Regions from separate parts of the Homo sapiens genome. Here region 1 is linked to region 2. Evidence: chromatin loops called from intact Hi-C (ENCODE). Cell type or tissue: heart left ventricle. All regions are shown on one strand. Links, peaks and the distances in the headings refer to the core of each region. The heading gives the core; the rest is flanking DNA.

Region 1 (2,803 bases), core at 85-2,584, 74 kb after region 2:
CCAAGATGAGAGGGAGGTGGGGTAGGGGAAGGGAGTGGATATGAAAATGAACCCCAGCTGGGTGAGAAGGTGGGAAGGACTAGGTGGGATTCCTGGGGCCCAACAACTGTGCCTTTAGAATTTGTTTGGGGTTGACTCCTGTCCATTTCAACTTAGTATTTACTGGCCTCCAAGTCCATGCCAAGTTCTGGACCAGGAGCTCCTGAGTGAAGGCTTTTTAAAGGCTCTTTTGGTATTGGAATGGTGGCAGTCCTGGGAGCGTGGGCCTTGGGTCATCCCTGCAATCATCCACCTGCCTCAAAGTGGCTCAGCAAACCCCTGTCTGTGACAGGCCCTGAGTGGGGGACAGGCGGGGTCACAGAGCCCCTGGAGAGGTCAGAATTCTGGGAAAAGGCAGACTCAGGAATCTGTCAGGGCTGCAAACTGTGCCCAAGGCTGTGGTGGGTCGTTTTCTAGGCTTGGGAAACTGGGTCCTAGCAGACCAGCAGGTGAGTGTGTGCCAGGCCCGCGGCGTGTTGAGGGGCCTGTCGTGAACAGTTGTGAGAGGTGCAGCTGGAAAGGCAGCAAGCCTGGGACGGTGCGTGAGGGAGGGCTCGAGGGCCACCCCGAGCCAGCTGCTAAGGCGGGCAAGGGCAGCAGCAGCCCAGAGCATGCCAGGCCTGACCACAGAAAGCACAGCATGGACACAACGGTGGACTGGGGTGGGACACAGGCCCGGCTGAGGAGCTGGGGGAGGCAGGCGGGTCCTGAGTGTCTGTGCATGCAGTTCCTCAGTGTGCAGAGCCACAGCAGCAGGCCCTGCCTGGCACATACAAGCTGTGGGCCCACATACCCTGCAACTCTCTCCTTGGGTTGGCCTCAGTTGCCTGTGGGGTCTGGCAGTTTGTAACTACAGCCTGGCTGCGCCCTCAGTGTCTGGGTGCCCTATGGCGGCTTATCTCCCCCGAGCCTCTGGTGTTTCATCCGAAAGTCTCTACAAAAAATACAAAAATTAGCTGGGTGTGGTGGCGTATGCCGGTAGTCCTAGCTACTTGGGAGGTTGAGGCAGAGAATCTCTTCAACGCAGGAGGTGGAGGAGGTGGAGGGTGCAATGACCTGAGATCACACCACTGCACTCCAGCCAGAGTGACAGAGCACGAGACTCTGTCTCAAAAAAAAAAAAAAAAAGAAAAGAAAGAAAAAGAAAAGAAAATGCCTATCATAGCAGGTGTGCAGGGGAGACCCAGGAAAGCCCCTTACCAGGGCTCGGCATCTAAGTTTGTTGTTATTTTATCAAAAGCGAAAAACAACAGCTGTCTGGAGGGTGACTCCTGAAATTACCAGCATCCTCAGGCCAGGTTTGCTCCAATAAATTTCGCTAACAAAAGCCACCTCCCAAGCCTCTGCCACTGGGAGCAGGTCCAGGCCCTTCTGCTGTTGCTCTTCGGGTGACTCTGGGGAAGTGGCTGTTATCATTCCCACTCACAGATGGGAAAACTGAGGTGCTGAGGTATTTCCTCTCTCTCCCAAAGCTGGTGAACATTGGAGGGCAGTCAAACCCAGGGCTGACTCCACAGCACGGATGTTGCTCTGGCCTCTGCTCTGCCCCTCACTCGTCATGTGATGAGGACATGTCCTTTCACTTCTGGGGCACGTTTCCTCACGGGGGTGGGGTGCTGACAGGAAATGGACAAAAGCATCAACCGACACTTCCCCGAAAAGTAATACAACCTCTTATGGAAGTAAGAAAACATGCTCAGTCTCACTTAATTACAGAGGCTCATTCCAAAGTGACAGCGTTTGTTTTGTTGTTTTACCTCTCAGTTTGGCCAAGATAAAAAATGCAGTGTGAGTGAGGACGCAGGGAAATAGTGACTTTCATAGGCTATTTGTGAGCATGAGAAACCGGTGTGACCTTTAGGAGGGTAGTTTCTTAAGATCTACTAACATTTTAAATGAATACACACTTTGTCCCAGAAATCAAATGCTGAGGTGGGAGAATTTATCCTAACAGTTTACAGACACATGCATGTAAAATCCTCCTTACTCATTGTCACAGGACTGCTGTGTGTGGTTTAAAAAAATTAAATGAAGTCTGCATACAGCCTAAATGCCCATCAGCAGAGGAACTGATTAAAGAAAATAACAAGGTATAACCTTTAAGAGATATTCTGATGGAAAAAAAACAAGATGAAGTAAAATATATAAAATGCATTTTTATTATGTAAAATAAGAAATATTTGTATCAGCAAATTTACTTCTAGAAGGATTATCCTCAATAAATAAAGTAATTGCCATTGAGGTAGGGAGAAGGTGTCTTTCTCCTATTTTTAACTCTTCATTCACTGTTAACTTTACTGTTTGTTTGGTTTTGTATTTAGAGCGTGCTTGTTGGCCCACTGGGTATGCTCAGTTACTGGAAGATGTTTTGGCTGTGGCCTCAGACAGGCACTTGAGGCATAGATGTACATACAGGTCTGCCACCTGAAGAGGCAAACTGACTTGACTTGGCCCAACCTCTCACCTCTGTTGAGGGGACCTCTTCCTACTCACTGCAGATGGGTTCACTTGTTCCCACCACAAGCGCAGAATGCCTTGTACTTCACAACCCTTTGCTCCCCAGGGAGCTCTGCAAGTCCCCAGAAATACTTGCCCAACCACGGGCACCCTTGGAAGGGTCCAGCTGCTGACCACCAGCATCATGTGACTCCCAGTGCCAGTGACATCTGGAGGAATTGAGCAATGGCTGAGGTGGAATTTCATTTGGCACTTAATGCAATCCTCTGCTTCTGCCAGAGGCGGTGAATTCTATATAAAGCTGCCA
Region 2 (2,803 bases), core at 59-2,558:
ACTTATCATTTCTCCAAGAAAAGTCCATTTTGACACTGAGAGAAGGAAAACAATTTCTCAGAATAAAGGACAATCAATTATGTTGACTAAATAGATTAAATTTCTGATATTTTCTTTCTTTCTTTCCTCTTTCTCCTTTCTTGAAGGATCAGTGTGAAGTTTACTGTGGACCAGGGCAGCTAGGGGGGTTTCAGCTGTCCTAGATTCAAATCTGCTAGCCTCATACAATTGGCATGTCTTTGGGCATAGAACTTAAGCACAGAAGCAACAGGGTGTGTTTGCATGTGTTTGTGTGTGTGTGTGGAGAGAGAGAGAGAGAGAGAGATTTTAAGGGATTGTCTCATGTGATTGCAGAGGCTTGGTAAATCTGAAATCTGCAGGTTAGGTTAGGCCAGAAGGCCAGAGACCCAAGGAGGAGTTGCAGTTTGAGTCCAGAAATATCTGCTGGCAGAATTCCTTCTTGCTTGGTCCATCTTTGTTCAATTAAGTCCTTCAACTGATTAGATGTGGCCCACCTGCTTTGTGGATGGCAATCTGCTTTACTCAAAGCCCATGGATTTCAACGTTAATCTCTCCCAAAAATCACCTTTACAGAAACATCCAGAATAATATCTGGGCATGATGGCCAAGCCAAGTTGACATAAAATTTACCATTGCAGTAAGCTTTAGTTTTCTTGATATATAAATGAAATAATAATCCCTTCCTAACCATGGCCTGGTTAAAATGACTTCACAAAATAGCACCTAAAGCCTGCCCCAGAATGCCTGTCCTGGCGTCATTTTCTGTCCCTCTCTCAGGCTCCCTAGGCTCCCTGCAGACAGTCACCACTGGGCTCCACGTCCCTGGGGGTGCAGCTGTATCCTCCTCCCAGAGGCCTGGCTGGGCAGGGTCTTAGCAAGCTCTGTGCCATGACTTTGCCATGACTCCCATCCATGATGGTCCACCCATCTTCCCCATCAGACGGCCCTGAGGGGTGGACGGTTTCCTGCTCATCTCTTCAGCCAGTGCCCATCACAGACTCTGGCACATAGTATGTGTGTGGGATGATTGAAGAGCTGGGTGAATTGAGGGGATTTTAGGTGGGACTTAGGGACACCATCAACTGCTTTACCAAGGCTCAACTCTCCTTCTGTGGGACTCTGCTGCCTGCCCCCTCCTCCCTGCCCTCACAGAAGCAGGACTTTTGCTCCAGGTCCTGAGCAACTGCACTCACCTCTTCGGCCCCCTTCCCCTGGGTGCCATGGCAGCTTTCTATCTCTTACAAACACCAATGTCTGTCCTGCTGGCCTCTGCAGCCCCCTCCCCAAGCAGGAGTCCCCTCCAGGACCTGCAGAGCCGTATGTCTGCCCTGGGTGCTCCACGTCTGCAGGGCCTCTTGGAGGTGCTGGCTGCTTCATCTTTGAAAGTCTTCCTCCTCCTTCCTGGACCTGCTGGTGCCTCCTCACACTCCCAGAGCACTGCTTCCTGTCAGCCCATCGCCTGGCTTCCTTCTTCACTGGGACCTCCCTTTTCTGACTGGCTTCTCCCTTAGGACTATACACCTCACTATCCTCCCTAAGAGTTTCCACCCACCCCTGCCCCACATTTTCTCAGCTGTGGGCTCCCCCGACCTCACTGGGAAGAGGGTGAGCAGATTGCATCACTTCTCGGTCAAATCCTAAATATCCCTGATGCTCACCAGCCTCTCTTCCTCCCTTAAGTTATTGGAACAAGCAGCCCCCGTGTAGACAGTCCCACCCACCTGAGCCCTGGCTGCCTTGCCGAGTGTGCTGTGATGAAAAAGAGAATGTCTATGGATCAGAATGAGTGAGATCGAGAGTTCTCTGGGACTTTGGGCAAATTACTGCACCTCTTTGGACTTCAGAGTCCTTGTCTTTAATTTCTGTCATTCAGTGAAGTTGCTGTTGGGCATACTAGATCTACTGGACATTCACGGGTCTGGCACAGAGAGGGTGCATGAGGAGAGATTGCTTTCACCACCTGTCATGCCACCCAAATCCTCAATGACCCTCCTTGCCCTTGCACCCTATTCTGCTCCCACTGGTGTGGGAATGAACCATGGTGCCTGGTCTCCCACACATTTGGCTCCCCTCCCATCACCACGCACACACACTGCCCTTCCTTCTTCTTTTTCTTTTTTCTTGAGATGGTGTCTCACTCTGTCACCCAAGCTGGAGTGCACTGGTGCGATCTTGGCTCACTGCAACCACAGCCTCCCAGATTCAAGCAATTCTCCTGCCTCAGTCTCCCGAGTAGCTGGGATTACAGGCACCCACCACCACGCCTGGCTAATTTTTGTATTTTTAGTAGAGACGGGGTTTCGCCCTGTTGGCCAGGCTGGTCTCGAACTCAGGTGATCCACTTGCCTCGGCCTCCCAAAGTGCTTGGATTACAGGTGTGAGCCACCATGCCCAGCCTGCCCTTCCTTCTTTTGCAGGCAGGGCTAGGGCTGAGCTGATCCAGGGGAGACAATACTTGGGTTGGGGTGGCAGGGAGGGTGACAATGGCAGGCATCTTTCCCTTGGGGCTGTGAAGGTGGAAAGCAGAGGACTCAGGGCTGGGGCTATCAGGGTTTTCATGGCCTGAGAGCAGCCCAGGGTGGCTCTGGGGCCCAGGACATTGGACTGGGCCTGTGGGAACTGTCTCAGCTTCCTCTCGCCTCTGCCTCACTGCCTGCTGCTGCTGCTGCTGCTGCTGCTGCATCTTTTTGGGCTCTTCTCTGAGAATGTTTTTGCAACCCCTGTTCTGCTGCATGCTGAGGTGGCCTTGCTCTCTTACCTGGGCACAGGCCTCTCCTCCGGC

The links. A loop is a pair of places that touch in the nucleus more often than their neighbours do. Peaks named below come from ENCODE experiments on the same cell type or tissue, not always from the same donor. Only the 100,000 strongest peaks of a DNase experiment are listed, where the experiment ranks them.
Region 1: a loop joins it to region 2, with 2.2 times the contacts of the local background. A loop is called at or near these places in 5 of 110 quality-filtered maps.

Annotation. Positions count from the first base shown.
Region 1 is chr2:126,658,145-126,660,947 of GRCh38, reverse strand. The region is part of intron 1 of GYPC (glycophorin C (Gerbich blood group)); the gene reads right to left. Among named protein-coding and RNA genes, the nearest start is that of GYPC, 3.4 kb to the right of the region's middle. In heart left ventricle, for the core only: a CTCF peak has its summit at 1,525; a DNase peak (open chromatin) is centred at 1,607; H3K4me3 peaks cover 922 bases; H3K27ac peaks cover 2,500 bases.
Region 2 is chr2:126,731,684-126,734,486 of GRCh38, reverse strand. No RefSeq gene overlaps it. Among named protein-coding and RNA genes, the nearest start is that of GYPC, 77 kb to the right of the region's middle. In heart left ventricle, for the core only: a CTCF peak has its summit at 1,374; no DNase peak of the experiment used is centred there.